Linked DNA regions of Homo sapiens: region 2 is linked to region 1. A link is a loop called in an ENCODE intact Hi-C map of the cell type or tissue named here. Cell type or tissue: tibial artery. All regions are shown on one strand. Links, peaks and the distances in the headings refer to the core of each region. The heading gives the core; the rest is flanking DNA.

What was found. Peaks named below come from ENCODE experiments on the same cell type or tissue, not always from the same donor. Only the 100,000 strongest peaks of a DNase experiment are listed, where the experiment ranks them.
Region 2: a loop joins it to region 1, with 8 times the contacts of the local background. A loop is called at or near these places in 65 of 110 quality-filtered maps.

What each region holds. Positions count from the first base shown.
Region 1 is chr14:91,055,627-91,058,126 of GRCh38, reverse strand. All of the region lies in intron 1 of RPS6KA5 (ribosomal protein S6 kinase A5), which reads left to right. Among named protein-coding and RNA genes, the nearest start is that of RPS6KA5, 3.8 kb to the left of the region's middle. In tibial artery, for the core only: no CTCF peak of the experiment used is centred there; no DNase peak of the experiment used is centred there.
Region 2 is chr14:91,167,016-91,184,326 of GRCh38, reverse strand. DGLUCY (D-glutamate cyclase) reads right to left here. Exons shown (of 14, transcript NM_001102368.3): 4 at 16,949-17,102; 5 at 14,126-14,324; 6 at 10,888-11,038; 7 at 8,271-8,393; 8 at 2,938-3,141. Among named protein-coding and RNA genes, the nearest start is that of SNORA11B, 49 kb to the right of the region's middle. In tibial artery, for the core only: no CTCF peak of the experiment used is centred there; a DNase peak (open chromatin) is centred at 12,922; H3K27ac peaks cover 1,208 bases.

The DNA.
Region 1 (2,500 bases), core at 1-2,500:
CTTCTTTCAGCACATGATCTATAATAGGCACCAGAGTAATTTGATCTGATATGGTCCCGTCTCAGAATGTAGATAAGCATCTAGTTATATCAGGCTGGCAGTTGGTGGTGGCTCATTTGTGCAGAACACTTTATTGTATTCCATAGGATGAATGAAAAAGCAAAAAACGTCCCATGAAAGGACATGGAGTTGGAAGACATGATTCTAAATCCCGTCTCTGCAGCTTAATATGTAGACATCGGCAAGTCACTTCACCCTTTCAGATTCACATCTTTAATCTATAAAATGTGAGAATTGAATGAGACACTGTTGGAAAAGTGCTAAGCGGGTTGCTTGGCATATAGTGGGCCCTTAGGAAATGTTGGTTGAATGTATATATAAAAATCATTCCATAATAGTATCTTATCTTGAAGTGTGTGAATTAATCCAGTGTAATTTGGGAAACAAATCACTCATTTAGTGTTTAGCCTATGTCACATTGCCTGGCTGTTATCTTTTTCTGTATATGTCCAGTCTTCTCATGTAGAGTGTAAATTCGCCATAATCTTTGCGGCTGCTCAGCAGCCTGTGTGGATCTCTTCAGTAACAGTTAACACACGGTACTATAATAGTCCATTTACTTGTATTACAGTCTAATACAGATTAGACTGTAAGGTCCTTGAGGGCAGGCAGGCAGGCAGACACCATGTCCTTTGTTTATTTGCAGCCCCTGGCATATAGTAGGTACTTAATATTTGTTGAATGGATTCACTGAATGCATGAGAATCCAGGAGCAAGTCTAGTAAGTTTATTGTATTACCAGTGCCTTGCAGATGTTAGGTGGTTGATAAGTGGATGACAGTGACTGTAAAAGCTGAAGAATGCAGAGTATAGGATTGAACAGATCACTTAAACATACATTTCTTGAATGTATGTCTAAGAAAATGTCCCGCCCTCTAGTAGTAGGGGAGGAGGCCATATAAACCAGTAATTAAGATAATACTGCCTTGGGAGGCTGAGGCGGGTGGATCACGAGGTCAAGAGATGGAGACCATCCTGGACAACCTGGTGAAACCCCATCTCTACTAAAAATACAAAAAATTAGCTGGGCATGGTGGCACGTACCTGTAGTCCCAGCTACTCGGGAGGCTGAGGCAGGAGGTTCTCTTGAACCCAGGAGGCGGAGGTTGCAGTGAGCCGAGATCATGCCATTGCACGCCAGCCTGACAACAGAGCAAGACTCCCATCTCCAAAAAAAAAAAAAAAAAAAAAAAAAAAAAGATAATACTGCCTTAAGTATAACAGTAAAGGGATATTCAAGTATAAAGTTAGCAAAGAATGGGTTAGGACTTTTAGCTTTCAAATAATCAAATCTTCAACAACAATAACAAAAAGGATATTATTGGAAGGAGATTGGGTTATCTTACCCACTTATTTAGTAAGTATTTTATTTCCTCTTACATACTGGGTGCGATTTTAGATGCTTGGATGATAGGACATGTATGGTCTGTCCACTGGAAGAACTGGGTTGCATCAGGAACCATTGGAAGCAGAAACTTAGCATTGTCTGTATTTTGTCCACCTTGAATCTCTGCTTGTCACTATGTGATGGCTTTATTCTTCCCCACTACTGTGCCACTTTTCCCACATGGGAAAGATCATGCTGTTGATAGACTGCAAGTTTTACATCCTACAGCTTCCACTACTGAAAAGACACCGCCGCCTTCTCAGCTTCAGTTATAAAGATCTCAGGGAAGGACTTTTTTGGCCTGCCTTTGGTGAGGTATCCACTTTTGGATCATTCACCTAAAGCCAGGGGATGGGATCATGTTTTTGTAACATGGCAGCAATTTCTGTAAACATGGATAGGGATAAAACTAAACTCTAAGAAGAGGAGGAGTTGCTGGGAAGACATTTACTTAGATGCCTGTTATTAGGAGAGAGAGCCTAACATTGAGGAGAAGGTCGAGGAAGTTTATGTATTGTGGTGTAACAAATTATTCCAAACCTTAGTGGCTTAAACAACATGATTTGTGTGGGTCAGGAATTTAGGAGTGGCTTAGCTTATTGGTTCTTTTTTTTAATCCTAAGTGAATTAACACAGGAAGCTTCTTGATTCTAACTCAGGGACCCTCATGAAGTTGAAGTCAAGGTGTTGGCCAGGACTGCAGTCACCTGAAGACTTGTCTGGGTCTAGTGATTCCCCTTCCGAGATGGCTTACTCACATGTTGGCAGGTTCCTTGCCATGTGGGCCTCTCCATAGCGTGGCTTGAGCATTCTCATGACAGGCAGCTGGTTTCCCCAAAAACAAGTGATCTGAGAGACAGCGAGGTGGAACCTACCATGCCATGTCTTTTGTTGTTGTTTTGTTTTTTTGGAGACGGAATCTATCCAGGCTGGAGTGCAGTGGTGCGATCATGGCTCACTATAATTTCAAACTCCTAGGCTCAAGAGATCCTCCTGCCTCAGCCTCCTGAGTAACTCTGGGACTACGGGCATGCACCACCACACCTGGCTAAT
Region 2 (17,311 bases), core at 11,971-14,470, 110 kb before region 1:
AGTGATCCTCCCACCTCGGCCTCCCAAGAATTAGGTATTTCTAGGGCTGGTCTGCACTGTCAGATTCGTGACAGTGCTGGCCAGCAGGGGAAGGTCCCAGCCTGTCTGTTTTGGGGTTCTACCCAGCTGCTGTAGGCTTTAAACTGGTGCTGGAATCAGTCCTGTCTGGGCCCTGGGAGTCTGGCCCAGATTGCTGACTGCTGCTTTGCAGGCTGGCCTCACCCCTCAGCTCTCCACGGAGGTCGGCCACCATTGATGCAGGTAGCTACCTAGATCTTCCCACTGGCCCACCTGACTCTGGGGAATGAGAGTCAGGTGGGCCGGTGGGGAGGCCACATATGCCTTCTCCTCTCCAGTCATTCCAGGTGCCAAGGGCGGTTTGTACCCCAGGTTTAGGAGCACGGCCCATGAGAAGGTCCAGAAGAGGGACTGGGGTGTGAACCAGGAGTCGCTAGAGCACTCTTTCAACTGCCCAGGCAAGACTGTGACTTACCGTTTCCATTGAGATTCTAATTTAGCTGACAGGTATAAATCATAGGCTTGAAGTCAGCAGACATGGGTTCAAGTTCTGCCCTGACCACCTACTAGGTATGTGGATTTTGGAAAGTCTTTGTACCTTATCTGCCTCAGTTTCCTCACCTGTTAAATGAAGTTAATCATAGCTGCCTCCACGTAGAGTCACTGGGAGAATTTAATAAGATGAAACGCATAAATGCTTGCAGCCTGTTGCCTGGCACAGTATAACTTGGTAGGTGACACCATTATCCTTATCATGCATCACAACCCAGAGAGGCAGGCATAATTGTCATCACTCCTGTTACGCTGATGAAGAAACTGAGGTATGGGCTACACCGTAATTCTCTCATGAGTGTTTGCCAACAAAGGGATTTACCACACACAATGGCAGGTGAAACTGCAGTCCCTGCTGGCCACCTGGGATTAGAAATTCAGCCCTTAAATGAAGACATAGCAGGAAGTTAAAAGCCCCTCAACCAGCTTTTAGCAAACCTCTTTCTAATTGGAATCAGCAGGGCCAGGCATGGTGGCTCATGCCTGTAATCCCAGCACTTTGGGAGGCTGAGGTGGGCAGACCACTTGAGCTCAGGAGTTTGAGACCAGCCTGGGTAACATGGCAAAACCCCGTCTCTACTAAAAATACAACAACAAATTAGCCAGGTATGGTGGTGCCGGCCTGTAGTCTCAGCTACTCAGGAGGCTGAGGTGGGAGGATTGCTTGAGCCTAGGAGGTGGAGGTTACAGTGAGCCAAGATCGCATCACTGCACTCCAGCCTGGGCAACAGAGTGAGATCTTGTCTCAAAAAATAAAATAAAATAAAATAAATAAACTAAACTAAAATAAAAAAATAAAAATAAATAAAAATATAAAATAAAATAAAATAAAAAATAAAATAAAATAAAATAAAATAACTAATTGGAATCAGCAGGTCCCCTAGGGGATCCCACCAGCCCTCTCCCATGTACAGAAGGCCAGTGGCTCCAAAGCCACAGAAGGGCTATCCTTCCCCTGAGATGCGTTATACAATATACAAGTTGACTGCAAACTGTTGTGAGGCTGTGGCTGTAGGGTCCTGCCCCACTGGGATCCCCGGAGAAGTAATCCTACCCCATCACTATCCCTGCTATCCAGTATACAACTAATCTATTCCATGCCCAACCCCAGGGCAATGGCACTAAAGGGGGAGATTAGGGACATCACTAAATCCATAGAGGACAGGCTAGGTGGCTTATGCCTGCAGTCCCAGCACTTTGGGAGGCCGAGGCGGGAAAATCACTTGAGCCCAGGAGTTCAAGACCAACCTGGGCAACATAGTGAGACACCACGCCCCCATCTCTAAATAATAATAATAAACTACATAAATAACTTTTTTTTAATGGTGGCAGTTGCCTACCTAGAAACCATTCTCTCTTTTTTTCTTACTACCTAACCCCATCTGCTTCTGGCTGGCAACATGCCCAGCAAATAAACTCAACGAACTTCCTCACGTTTAGTGTTAAAGTTTAGAACAACAAGAAAAAGCCAAAAACTACTGGACATGGTGGCTTACACCTGCAATCCCAGCACTTCGGGAGGCCGAGATGGGTGGATTACCTGATGTCAGGAGTTCGAGACCAGCCTGGCCAACATGGTGAAACCTCGACTCTACTAAAAATACAAAAATTAGCTGGGTGGGGTGGCACATGCCTATAGTCCTAGCTACTCAGGAGGCTGAGGCAGGAGAATCACTTGAACCCGGGAGATGGAGGTTGCAGTGAATTGAGATTGCACCACCACACTCCAGCCTGGGCAACAGAGTGAGACTCCATCTCAAAAATAAATAAATAAATAAATAAATAAATAAAAAGCCATAAAGAAGAAAGCAAGGCTGGGCATGGTGGCTCACGCTTGTAAACCCAGCACTTTGGGAGGCCAAGGTGGGCGGATCATGAGGTCAGCAGTTTAAGACCAGCCTGGCCAACATGGTGAAATCCTGTCTCTGCTAAAAATACAAAAATTAGCCAGGTGTGGTGGAGCGTGCCTGTAATCCCAGCTACTCAGGAGGCTGAGACAGGAGAATCACTTGAGCCAAGATCACGCCATTGTTCCAGCCTGGGCAATAGAGTAAGACTCTGTCTCAAAAAAAAAAGAAAAAAAAGAAAGAAAAGAAAGAAAACAAAAGAAAGAAAGAGAAAGAAAGAAAGAAAAAGAAAGTAAGCAAAAATCACTCACAATACCACTACCTAGAGACCATCAATGTCAGTATTTTGGTGTATTTAATTCTAGTCTTTTTGAGATTTATATGCAGTATCAACATTTAAAAAATCATCCTGTGGATACATTTTGCATCCCACCTTTTTCACTGAAAAGGTGATTTTCTCCAGGTGCAAATGTGTTGTTTCTTACCTGGGTCTATGCCGAGCAAATGTGTTGTTTCTTACCTGGGTCTATGCCGATCATAGACTCTAGTTCTCTGATCTTCTGAGAAGCAGAGACTGACGCGATGCTGTAGTGCAGAGGATCTTGGGAAATGTGATGGACCTCTGGAATTCTCTCTGGGGTGAGACAACCAGGTGGAGCCTTTGCATCCTTCAGGTCAGTCATAACTGTGCAGCCTGGGATGCTGGCAAAAGCCAGTGGGGTCTCTAAAACACACAGCAGGAGGGTCTGAGCCCAGCCACTTCATCAAGTCCAGCCTACCCTCATCTAGCCCACTGTTGATAGGCAAGATGGCACCTGGCCATCAACTCAGCCTAAGCACTCCCTATACCACCTGCTGGCACCAAGGTCAGAATAAGCTGGTTTATAGCTACATCAAGTTCCATTTAAACAGTTGCCTCTAATCTCTAGGAAAGTAAAGATGAGTTGAATATGGGTTGAAAAGAAGTGAGATACAGCCACAGCTATAGCTAGAGCTCTAGGCGATTCCATCAATTTAACCCATGGATATCAGGAAGTGTTTACTGGATTCTTAAAACTCATGAAGCCATCTTGCTTTGCTTTCCAGCAAATGTTAGGTTTGGAACCCTCTGTGAGCATCATTTCTATTTTTCCTTATGGCATCGTTTCTATTTTTCCTTATGGCACTTACATTTTGCTTTGATTTATGTTAATTTTATTCTTTAAAGACTCTCCTTTGTTAGATTTCAGGCAATGTGAAACACTCTAGCATAGTTATTAAGAACTGGTTTTAGCATTGTGAATATACTGGAATTTGAGATGTGACTTTATTGACTTTATTCTTTTTTTTTTTTTTTTTGAGATGGAGTCTTGTTGTGTCACCCAGGCTGGAGTGCAGTGGTATGATCTTGGCTCACTGCAACCTCTGCCTCCTGGGTTCAAGCGACTCTCCCGCCTCAGCCTCCTGAGTAGCTGGGATTACAGGCACCCGCCACCACGCCTGGCTAATTTTAGTATTTTTAGTAGAGACAGTGTTTTACCATGTTATCCAGGCTGGTCTCAAACTCCTGACCTCAGGTGATCTTCCCCTCTTGACCTCCCAAAGTGCTGGGATTACAGGTGTGAGCCACCACGCCCAGCCCGACTTTATTCTTTAAACCTGTTTCTTTGACTGTAATGATAATGCCTCATATGGCTATTGTCAGAACGAAACTGGAAAACGTACATAAAAGTGTTTAGCAGGCAGGGCGCAGTGGCTCACGGCTGTAATCCCAATACTTTGGGAGGCCAAGGAGGGTGGATCACCTGAGGTCAGGAGTTCAAGACCAGCCTGGGCAACATAGTGAAACCCTGTCTCTATTAAAAATACAAAAATTAGCCCAGCTTGGTGGTGCGCCTGTAATCCCAGCTACTTGGGAGGCTGAGGTGGGAGAATTGCTTGAACCTGGGAGGCAGAGGCTGCAGTGAGCTGAGAACACGTCACTGCACTCCAGCCTAGGCAACAGAGCAAGACCTTATCTCAAAAAAAAAAAAAAAAAAAAAAAGTGTTTAGCATACTCGTGGTTTAAAAATGTAAAAAAAAAAAATAAATTTTTAAGAAAGTGTTCAGCAAAGTGCTTGTTTCAGAGTAAGCCCTCGATGGTTTGCTTAATTGAACAAGCATATATTTTTTTTTTTTTGGAGACGGAACCTTGCTCTGTCGCCCAGGTTGGAGTGCAGTGGTGCGATCTCGGCTCACTGCAACCTCTGCCTCCCGGGTTCAAGAAATTCTCCTGTCTCAGCCTCCTGAGTAGCTGGGATTATAGGCGTGCACCACTACACCCGGCTAATTTTTGTATTTTTAGTAGAGACAGGGTTTTGCCATGTTGGCTAGGCTGGCTCGAACTCCTGACCTCAGGTGATCCTCCTGTCTCAGCCTCCCAGAGTGCTGGGATTACAGGCGTGAGCCACCGCACCCAGCCTCATCTATATATATTTTTAAAGAGATAAGGCCTTGCTCTGTTGCCCAGGCTGGAGTACAGTGGTGCAACACAGCTCACTGCGGCCTCAAACTCCTGGGCTCAAGCAATCCTCCTGCCTCAGCCTACCACAGTGCTGGGATTACAGGCATGAGCCACAGAGCCTGGCCTGAACCACGTAGTATCTTACTCATTCTTAGTTCCTTATGCCTAGCTCATTAAGTGCTTAATACCATACTATTTACCTCTTCTGCCTTCCTCAGTGTCATTACTATCTTTGAGTATTCATCTCTACTCAGTTGTATGCTCCTGGAGAAGAGCGACCATTGCTCATTCATCTCAGGATCCCACAGAGGGCCTTGCGCATAATAGGTGTTCAACAAATGCAGATGTGAATTGAGTAAATAAATCTTGGATTTCACAGAAACAATAAAGTTTCTTTTTTTTTTGAGACAGAGTCTCGCTCTATCACCCAGGCTGGAGTGCAGTGGTGAGATCTCAGCTCGCTGCAACCTCCGCCTCTGGGGTTCAAGCAATTCTCAGCCTCCCAAGTAGCTGGGATTATAGGTGTGTGCCATCACGCCTGGCTAATTTTTGTATTTTTAGTAGAGACAGGGTTTTACCATGTTGGCCAAGATGGTCTTGAACTCCTGACCTCAAGTGATCCGACCACCTCAGCCTCCCAAAGTGCTGGGATTACAGGCGTAAGCCACCACACTTGGCTTAAAGTTTCATATTTAATAGAAAGAGTCAGCCAGCACTTCAAAATAAAAATCTAATAGATACATAACTTTTAGATTTGATGTGTAAGGGGAAAAAGTCTTGAATCTGATGATGAATTTAATTATCGCTTGTCTGTGTTTTGGATGGCACCTAAAACTGGTCACTCCAAAACCAGGTAGATGTCAGAACAGTCAGCTCAGAGCATGACACGGGGTTTTGCCCCCATCAGTTGTGAGGTCTGTTGCACATAATCTATTGCTAATAGAAGTTTAAATATTGAAGTTCAAGGTAGGCATGGTGGCTCACGACTATAATCCCAGCACTTTGGGAGGCTGAGGTGGGAGGATCGCTTGAGCCCAGGAGTTCAAGACCAGCTTGGGCAACATAGTGAGACCCCATCTCCACAAAAATTTAAAAATTAGCTGGACATGATGGTGCATACCTGTAGTCCAGCTACTCCAGAGGCTCAGGTGGGAGGATTGCTTGAGCCTAGGAGGTCAAGGCTACAGTGAGCTGTGATCGTGCCACTGCACTCAGCCTGGGTGACAGAGCGAGACCTTGTCTCAAAAAAAAAAAAAGGGAATTTGAGAATGATTCAAGATTGTCCCTCTCTGATGTCATTTGTTCTCATCTACGATCAATTGTGCTATCGCTGTCAGAACTAAAGGACTGGAACATGCCATGCTGGGGTGCCCACAGCAGTGAGATCTCCTCTGCAGGGCACCTGCCACGACCGATGGTGGGAAAGCGGTGAGGCCACTGGGCTGGGGGACGTTTACTGCACGTGGGTGGGTGTGTCTACACACATGCCCACACACACACTCAGACAAGACCATGAGCGCCCAGAGGACTCCATCCTGTCCCATGGAGCACTGTACTCCTGAGGCCTGGGTGCATGCCTGGCACATAGCAGGTTCTCAACACATGCACTTAAATAAATGAACAAATGGAATCCTGTGGATCTTGGCAGCCACGCCTCATCACCACATTAGGGATGATCTTTCCCTCGCATGAGGCCATTCTGATAGCTGAACTCTCACGAATGCTTTCAAAATAAATTAAAGTAACACTACAGTATGTGCTTACAGCGCAAGTGTGGCTGGCCTGGCCAGAATTTTCCAGTGTCCATGACCATGGTCTGCAATAGCTGTTATTTTTCATGTTTCTGTCACCTTCCTATCTTACTGAGAGCTAGCGAGGGCGCCCTCGTGTGTCTCTTCATTGTAATATCACCTAGGCCTTGGAAAAAATGTACTGCTGCTGGCCTTGTTTATAATCACCTTGCAAATACCACAGGAAATGACTTGTTTAGTTATATTTCTTGGCTTCACCTTTGTTTTCAAGGCCCCATCAATCTCCAAAATGTCTCAAAAAGCCAAGCTAAAGGTTAGTCCTCCTGCTAGAATGGGCTGGGATGCTTCAGCAGATAAAAATATATATTTAATCAAAACGGCTGAAGCAATGGCTCATGCTGTTATCCCTATGACTCAGGAGGCTGGGGCAGGAGAATCACTTGAGCCCAGAACTTTGAGACCAGCCTGGACATTGTAACAAGACCCCATCTCTACAAAAAATTTCTAAAAATTGGTTTGGTATGGCGGCGTATGCCTGTAGTCCCAGCTACCTGGGAAGCTGAGATGGGAGGATCACTTGACCCCAGAGGTTTGAGGCTGCAGTGAGCTATGATGATGCCACTGAACTCAAGCCTTGGCAATAGAGTGAGACTCTGTGAAAGAAAGAAAGAAAGAGAAAGAAAGAAAGACAAGACAAGAAGGAAGGGAGAGAGAGAGAAAGAAGAAAGAAGAAGGGAAGGAAGGAAGGAAATATATTTAATCAAAACATATTTGAGGCTGGACACGGTGGCTCATGCCTGCAATCCAAGCACTTTGGGAGGCTGAGGTGGGAGGATCACTTGAGGCCAGGAGTTCAAGACCAGCGTGGCCAACATGGCAAAACCTCGTCTCTACTAAAAATACAAAAATTAGCCAGGTGTGGTGGCATGCACCTGTAATTCCAGCTACTTGGGAGGCTGAGGCACACCTCCCTCGCTGGAGCCCAGGAGGCGGAGCTTGCAGTGAGCCGAGATCGTGCCACTGCACTCCAGCCTGGGCGACAGAGTGAGACTGTGTCTCAACAAAACCAAAAAACCAACGACAAAAAAATTGAGTTGTAAGACAAAGTGCTCTGGTAAGGAGATCCAGCCCTGGGATTAAAAGAAGGAAACCAGGCCAGGCGCGATGACTCACGCCTGTAATCCCAGCACTGTGGGAGGCAAAGGTGGGCAGACCACGAGGTCAGGAGATTGAGACCATCCTGGCCAACATGGTGAAACCCCGTCTCTACTAAAAATACAAAAATTAGCTGGGCATGGTGGCACATGCCTGTAATCCCAGCTACTCAGGAGGCTGAGACTGAAAAATCGCTTGAACCAGGGAGCTGGAGGTTGCAGTGAACCGAGATTGCACCACAGCACTCTAGCCTGGCAACAGAGTGAGACCCTGTCTCAAAAAAAAATAAATAAATAAAAGAAGGAAACCAGAGAGAGATTCACTGTAGCTGTAGGCCTCTGTTTTGTGTTTTGTTTCATGGCTTTATTTTTAAATCATTGTACTACGAGAATATGCTTTCAAGAACTAGACCCCACTGGGCTCCATCCTAGGGCAGATCGATTGTCCCATTATCCCCCAACGTACCACAGCTGCTGACAGCTCCGAGACTGGTCAGCGGAGAAGGCCAGAACACTGGAACCTCCCCTGGGGGACACACCATGGCATCCCCGTAGGCAGGTTTGGAAAGCTCTTTGATTCCCAACAGTTCTGCAGATGGAAAAGGAAAATGTAATTTCCTCAGCAGGGAGCATCCAATTAGAACTGGTTGAGTAGTTTATGGTTCTTTCTCTAAAACAGAAACTCAAATTGCAGGATTATTGTAAATGGTATTTGAGGAAGAGGTGAAGGAGAATAGGGATTAAGGCTTTGACAACTCAGGCTACTCCATAATTTACAGTCCATGTGGCATGGTGGTTTCAGAAAACAGAATCTCAAACTGTGTGGCGTGATTTCTGGAAGGATCCTTGGGTGCATTGAGCCTAGTACTCTCATTGTGCAGATTGCTACCAAAGCCAGCCTTGGGGGGTTGACCTTGGTCCAGGCTGGGTCACATCTCATGCACCTAACCTCAGCTGCTTGACTACCAGCAGCAACCTAATCCCGAAGACAGCAAAGATGGATGTGCTGGGCCCAATCCATCCCCGCTAATGATAAAACTCCTCAGCAGACACCATCCTGGTGGGTGGCCCTGAATCATCCTCATGTGATGAAGCTAGCAAGTACTGACTGCATTTTCACAAAAGGCTAGGTTCTGTCTAATGTTGTCGGTTATGCAGTTGAGCAAGTTTAGGTATACCAAACTTGGACCCTCAACCAAGGCCCAGTCTCAAACTCTCATCAGGCCTTCTAAGAGGCCTGCACAGCTTCTTGATATTGGCTCTTCATCTTGGATCTGTTCACTCACTCTCAGATTGAGTGAATACGCTGGGGATCAATGGATTTCAGCTCAAATTAACATATGGAACAAAGCCATCTCCTACCCAAATATACCAAAGAATAGCAGCCCAGATTAGACGTTGCTTCGAGCTCAAATCTCCGGACAAAGAGCCCTGCTGCAACCCTTGGCTTCCTCCAACCCCAGATTCATTGGAAGTTCATAGGAGCTTTACATTTATCAAAGATCCCCAGTGGGTGAGCGTGTAGAGAAAAAAACTCTACCTAAATGGTGTGTTTCCTCTGCTCTCACACCGCAGTAACAGTCATCCACACAGAAGACTCCTGTGACCAAATTTGTAGGGGTTTCTCCCCACCATCAAGCAGGAGGCACCAGCTGGGTGCCCTCCAATTCCATTCCACCTGGAGATAGCATCAGAACCCACGGGTTGAGGGCTCAGTCCCCAAGGCCACCCCCCTACAGACACCAGTTGCAAGTCTGGGCCTCCAGAACTTCTGACCAACTGGCTTCCAGTTTGATTAACCCTCTTTGGGTTTGATTATACCCAAACTCTTTGAGTTTGATTAATTTCCTGGAGCAGCTCACAGACCTTGAGGAAACATTTACTTATGTATACCAGTTTATCATAAAAAATATTGCAGACCGGGTGCGGTGGCTCATACCTGTAATCCCAGCACTTTGGGAGGCCAAGACGGGCAGACCACTTGAGGCCAGGCGTTCAAGACCAGCCTGGCCAACATGGCAAAACCCCATCTCTACTAAAAATACAAAAATTAGCTGGGCATGGTGTTGGGCACCTGTAATCCCAGCTACTTGGGAGGCTGAGGCAGGAGAATCGCTTGAACCCAGGAGATGGAGGTTGCAGTGAGCTGAGATTGCAACGCTGCACTCCAGCCTGGGCGACAGAGGGAAACTGTGTCTCAAAAATAAATAAATTAATTAATTTAATTAAATTAAATAAAGGATATTGCAAAGGATACAGATAGAGATGCCCAGGGCAAGGTGTGGGGGAAGGGGTGCGGAGCTTCCATGCCCTCCTTAGGCACCACCCTCTAGGAACCTACATGTGTTCAGCTATGTAGAAGCTCACTGAAGCCTATCCTCTTGGGGTTTTACGGAGGCTTCATTACATGAGCATGATTGATTAAACCATCAGCCGTGGGTAATCAGCTTGACCTTTAGCCCCTCTTTCCTCCCTGGAGGTTGCGGGGAGGGGTGGAGCTGAAAGTCCCAACCCTCTAATCCTACCTTAGTCTTTCTGGTGACCAGCCCCACCCTGAACCTATCAGACAAAATACAGCATTTTGGAGGTTCCAAGAATTTTAGGAGTTATGAGCCAGGAATTGTGGACAAAACCCAATATATATATTCATTATATATATATATATTTTTTCCTATGTATGTATTATTAAGCCTCGGTAAAAACCCAAAAGGATGTGATATATATAAACTTACATCACAGTGAGACTGGCTATTCTGCCAAGGGTGGCACCTTTAAACCTGAGGGGCATCTGTAAGCCCAGCCCTGATACAGCTGCCAGAGCCTTTGAGCCTTGTTCAGGGCCTTTGCCCCTGGAGACCCCTGGTAAAAACAAAGACAAGCCATGGGAGCTTAGGAACGTGGCAAACTCCTGTCTGCTTCTTAGGCCCAACTCCAAGAGAGGCTGTCAGGATCATGGGCAGGAGCGAGAGACACTGACCTGGGTCGCCGATGTGAACAGGGGGATCATGGGCAGGAGCGAGAGACACTGACCTGGGTTGCCCATGTGAACAGGAAGATCATGGGCAGGAGCGAGAGACACTGACCTGGGTCGCCCATGTGAACAGGTTGCCCCTGCTCACCTCCGAGGGAGCAGCAGGCCCGCACCAGCCCTTCCAGCTTGTCCTTGGGAATGGGCCTCATCGTGACCACCAGAGGGCAGCAGAAGCCAGCATGGGTAACACAAGGCACTGTTGTCTGACCAAAAAAAAAAAAAAATCAAGTGAAAATGTTAAAAAATGGAATTAGCACAGATCCAAGCTCTGAGCACCAAGAGTTCAAGGCAGCTAAATGAAGGAGGAGTAGCTGTTATAGAAATTAGCTTCTATTTTTATGTGACATAGAGAGAGGGAGTTTGCTGTTAATTACTGGTTTAAAATAGGGAATCTTAACTTTTTGTGTGCCACGGACCCCTTTGGTAGACTAGTACAGCTGTGGACCCCTGGTCAAAGTAATGCCTTTAACTGCATACAAGAAAATGCACAGGATTCCAAAGGAAACCAATTATCCTGCAAGCACAGTTATCAAATAATAGAAAAATGTGGCCAGACACGATGGCTCACACCTGTAATCCCAGCACTTGGGAGGCCGAGGTGGGCGGATCACGAGGTCAGGAGTTCGAGACCAGCCTGGCCAGCATGGTGAAACCCCATCTCTATTAAAAATACAAAAGTTCGCCGGGCATGGTGGCACGCGCCTCTAGTCCCAGCTACTCGGGAGGCTGAGGCAGGAGAACGGCTTGAACCCAGGAGGCGGAGATTGCAGTGAGCCGAAATCACACCATTGCACTCCGGCCTGGGTGACAGAGCAAGACTCCATCTCAAAGAAAAAAAAAAAAGGAAAAATGTGAGACAATATGCATGCTTCCTCAGTAGCAGCCTAAGAAACAAGATGCCAGTTCTACTATCATTGTAACTTTGAAGTAGTGATCAGCATATAGGATATTTTTGAGACATCAGGAAGAACTCTAACGTGATATGAAGATATCTGTGATTTCTGTTGCCAGCCATGAAGTCACAGGGTCTGCTGATATGACAGCCATTTGCTGCCTACATTCATAATTGAAGGAAATGCTAAATGTGAGTTGAGGTTATGAAAATAAAATTGAGGCTGGGCACAGTGGTTCATGCCTGTAATACCAGCACTTTGGGAGGCCAAGAAGGTTGGATCGCTTGAGCCCAGAAGTTCAAGACCAGCCTGGGCAATACAGCGAAACCCTGTCTCTACCAAAAAAAACCAAAACCATAAATTAGCTGGGTGTGCTGGCACATGCCTATGGTCCCAGCTACTCGGGAGGCTGAGATGGGAGGATCTCTTGAACCCAGGAGGTTGAGGCTGCAGTGAGCTGTGACTGTGCCACTGCACCACTCCAGCCTGGGCAACTGAGCAAGAACTGTCAAAAATAAAAATAAAAATAAAATAAAATAAAGAAGGGAGGGAGGGAAGAAGGGAAAAGAAAAACGTACTTTTTTTCCCATCCAATATCATGGAGCCTCTGAATTTCTCTAGGGACTGCAAGGGCCATGGACCAAAGGTAAACAGCCTCTGGTGAATCACGGGCAGAGGGAGGCAAGGGAGAACATCACAGGAGGAGCTGGTGTTCACTCTGCCTCCTGAATCCACACAAGCAACAAGCCTGTCCCCAGACCCCATGGAGCACGGCCTGGTGCCTCCTGCCTTAACAGATGTTGCCCGGTTTGATCTGTGTGACTTTTATTGGTGTTTCGCTCCCCCACCCCACCTCCTGAATGGTTTCTGGTGCCTGCAATAGAGCTTATGAAAGATTTAGGACATGGCCAGGACTATAATCCACTGTGACAGTCTTGGCCACCACCTAAAGAGCTTGCTATCACCACCCTGGCGGCAGCAGGATGGAACCTCGGTGTGGCTGCCAGCAGTGTCTGCATAATAGCACCCAGGAGAGGGGACATGCTGGAGCCACTGGCAGAGCCAGGCAGCCCTCCCCAAGGCTGAGACACATCCCGTCTGGGGGTGGCCAATGGAATCCCAGATGGCTGTCTGGCCATCTCTCCCTGGAGCCCAGGGGCAGAGGTGTCGATATTAGACTGAAAGCTATTTGATAAGCATCGGGGTCAGTGAAGCCCTGTTGAGCACTTACTGTGGACACTTACTTGCACCTTTGTAGGCAACAAACAGTTGCCATATCAGCAGACCCTGTGACTGCAAAGCATCATTTAATTGTCACATCTCTGTTATTGACATTGTACAGATGGGAGCCAGGGGTTCCAGGTTCCCATCTGGCTTTGGGACTTGGGCAAGTCCTTTTCTCTCTTTAGACCTCGGTTTCCTCATCTAAAATGAGAATCTGCATGTGACGAGCCATGGGGCCCTCTCAGCTCCCACCTCCTACAAAGGGTGCTGTGTTCCAGAGCCAGAGACTGCCATGGGTGCCTGCCAGTGGCTGGGGTCCCATCCCCACCCTTCCCTAGCTTCAAGAGAACCGCTCGGGCACACTTCACCCATGAAGGCAGCACAGACTATGGGCAGCTTTGTTGCTGATCAGAGGCAGCTGGGGCCTCTCTGGCAGGAGCCCAAACCAAGACATTTTAATAAATGTCCCAGAGTCCAAGACAAAATCTCTGATCCAAGTCCTCCATAAATAAAGAAACCTGGAGCCTGGCTGTTTATGCTGGCTGACCACTGATGGAGCAGAGTGAACTCTCAGACTTTACCAACAGATGTCCAGGAAGGGTCTGTGGAACCAGGGAATCGAGTGCACTCACCTTGACAAGTAGGGGCTGGGAGAGGCACAGCAGGCACGTCCCAGAGACGCCGGCTGTGCTGTGTTTGTGACTGCCAGAGGCCACCTCCGGCCAAGAACATGACCCAGCTTTCTGGACAGAGACCTGACCCAGGAGCTACTGCCTGGCCGAGGCTCTGCCACAAATCCCTGGGTATTGAGAGAGCCAGGCTCATTCCCCCTGGCTGAGGCTCACCGGAGCCAGGGAGGATTTTTAAAAATCTCGCTGAGGTGCCTGAAGTTAAAGGAGCCAGAGAAATCCCAAGCAGGTTTGGTTTACAGCACTGAACCATGAAGAAGGGCCACACTGGGTGCTCACAGTGGTCCCAGAGGTGAGTGGGACCGAGGCTGGCTCAGAGAGATTGATCATTTCTCCTGGGTTGCACAGCTAGAAATGGCTGAGCTGGGGCTGGAGCTTAGGTTTTCCACCTCCCGTGCCCATGTTCTCCCCACCCCAGGAATATGTAAGTTGATCTGCATCTTCAGGCCATTCTGCCCTTGTGGGCTGTGGGCTGTGTCCCTACCTTGTATGCACCCGCCTGGCTGTGACCTGCTGGGTCTCTTCTGGGGAGCCCCGCTTTCTCCAAGGCCTCCTCCAGGGAGAAGCTGCAGCCCAGGAAGAAGGCCACCATGTCCTTCAGCTGCTCCGAGTACTGCTCCAGCGAAGCCAGGCTGCCGGTGCAGGCACCGAACTCGTATTTCCAGAACTGGGGATGGCCCATCCTGGGGACATAAGGGGAAAGCTGGGAGGGCCCCAGACTCTCACTGTGGCCCCTGATAATACATTATAGAAGGACTGCGGAGAGAGAAGAGGATGTCTAGTGCTGAAATTTTCAGCCCTGGCACCAGGGTAGGGAGCATAGTTTTCAGCAGGGGGCCTTGCTGGCATCCTTCAAATGTCCCCAGATCGGAAACGATTAAATCAGCACGTATAGAACGTACCCCCACCTCCCACCCAGTGTGTCTCCTATACCCGCAAGCCAAAACAAGCCAAACCACCGAGAAAAGTAAATGGTGGCCAGGCACGGTGGCTCATGACTGTAATCCCAGCACTTTGGGAGGCCGAGGCGGGCAGATCACTTGAACTCCGGAGTTCAAGACAAGCCTGGGCAACAAGGTGAAACCCCGTCTATACTAAAAATACAAAAACTAGCCAGGCATGGTGGTACACAGCTGTAATCTCAGCTACTCAGGAGGCTGAAGCAGGAGAATCGCTTGAACCTGGGAGGTGGAGGTTGTAGTGAGCCGAGATCGTGCCACTGCACTACTCCAGCCTGGGCAACAGAGTGAGACTGCCTCAAAGAAAAAAAAAAAAAAAGAAGAAGAAGAAAAGTAAATGGTGGCCTCTCTGCTATAGAGGTAGGACCAGTAGCCCAAAGGGGACAGAGAATATGTGTCTTGGGGAACCTCTCAGTGCCAGTAGTGGGTGAGGCCTTTCTCTTCCCTTAAAGGAAACTCTTCTGTAGGGTTGAAAGACTTCTTTGGTTACAAGCTTATTCTTTACCCACTCCAAACTCTTTTACTGAGCCATGCCTTCATGCCGGGCACATGCTGGGCGATGGGGCTAGAGTAATGGAGAGGACACTGTCCCAGTCTTTTTTTCTTTTTTTAATGTTTTTTATTTATTTATTTTTTTTTTGAGACAGAGTCTTGCTCTGTTGCCCAGCCTGGAGTGCAGTGGTGCAACCTCGGCTCACTGCAACCTCTGCCTCCCAGGTTCAAGTGATTCTCCCACCTCAGCCTCCCAAATAGCTGAGATCATAGGCCCGAACCACCATGCCCGGCTAATTTCTGTATTTTTAGTAGAGACAGCGTTTCACCGCGTTGGCCAGGCTGGTCTCGAATTCCTGATCTCAGGTGATCTGCTCTCCTTGGCCTCCCAAAGTGCTGGGATTACAGGCGTGAGCCACCGCGCCCATCCCATCCCAGCATTTAAAGAGCTCGTAACCCTAATTGATAGGTGAGACTTCACTGAAAACACATACTGGCAATACACAGCAAGGAATGTCAACCGTCTAGGTAGAGTGACACAGAGAAGGAAGAAATCAATTCTCTTCCACAGAGGAGTTTGGTGCTGGGTCTTGAGGCATGAATAGGAGTTTGCCAGTTGGGCAAGGAAGAAGGCATACCCAGGCAGAGGAAGCAGCACGTGGAAAGCCCACTGGGGGATGGGCTCCAGGAGTTTCCAAGTTGGCAGCACAGGAGGCACCGGGGAAAAATGTAAAGGTACAATCATGGGCCCAGATGGGGTCTCCAAAGGACCTTCCCGTCCTAAAATGATCATGACAGAATGTTCCTGGGGGGTTTTCTGTCTCGGGAACTGGCTGGGGATGACTGGAGTGTCAGGGGTCAGGGGAGAAACTGAGCTGGGGCCAGGTCACCATGGGCTTGAGATCAGGCTGAGGTCCAAGCCATAAGAAGATGCTGAAGAATTTTATTTTATTTTATATATATATATTTTAGACAGGGTCTTGCCCTGTTGCCCAGGCTGGAGTGCAGTGACATGATCTCGGCTCACCGCAGCCTCAACCTCCTGGTCTCAAGCAATCCTCCTCAGCCTCCCGAGTAGCTGGGACCACAGGTGTGCACCGCTATGCCCAGTTAATTTTTAAAAAAAAAATTTGTAGAGACCAGGTCTTCCCTATGTTGCCCAGGCTGGTCTCAAACTCCTGGGCTCAAGCCATCCTCCTGCCTCAGCCTCCCGAAGTACTGGGATTACAGGCATGAACCACAGCACCCAGTCTGAAGGAGTTTTAAGAGGAGAGCCACATGATCGGGTTTAGCATTAGAAAGTCACTCTGCTGGGAAAGCAGATGATGACAGGGTTGGGGAAGAAAGGATGAGACTAGGGCTAGGCCAGGGAAGATGCCAGTCTGTGCTGGTGCCATAGGAAAGGTAGACTCGTGGGAGAGGTACACCGACCCAGCATCAGTAGGGCCATTTACTAGATAGGTTCTAGTTTAAAAGCCTGGGAGAACAGACACAATATCTCTGTCTCTGGGTGTTGGTAATGCAAGTGTTTTTTATTTTCTTCTTAATCCTGTACAGGCGGGTTTCTGGCTTGGGCGATGGAGTGGACAGATGGCAGAGCCAGTGGGATTTCTCCAGGGCTGGACTTTCTCCATGATCTCAAAGATCTCAGCCAGGACAGGCGCCAGGTGATAGGGGAAGGAGTCAGAACAGTGGGGAGGGCAGCTCGTTCCTGAGCAACAGTCATGAGTGAGGTTCTGTGCCAGGCACTGTGAAGGTCCCTGAGGCTGGACAGAGAGGTCCCGGATGACAGAGACACCTGGCTACAGCACCTGGACACTCCCAAGCTTCAACCCACAGTAACCCAAGCTTTTTACCTGGTCTCTGAGATAGCACCTTGAGGGGGCAGCATCCACTTTTCTGGCTCACTCTGGCCCAGCAGGGGTAGAGGACCAGTGTTGACCTGGCAGAATCTTTCAAAAGCTGGAGCAAGGGACCTGGGCAGGACCACCAGGCTGGCTGGTCGGAGCTCTGGGTATGGTGGGAGAAGGGAAAAATGTATAGTCAGCGGTTTCTTGGCAGACACTTACTGATTTTCTTTCTTTTTTTTTTTTTTGAGGCGGAGTTTCGCTCTTGTAGCCCATGCTGGAGTGCAATGGCACAATCTTGGCTCACTGCAACCTCCGCCTCCTGGGTTCAAGCAATTCTCCTGCCTCAGCCCCCCGAGTAGCTGGGATCAC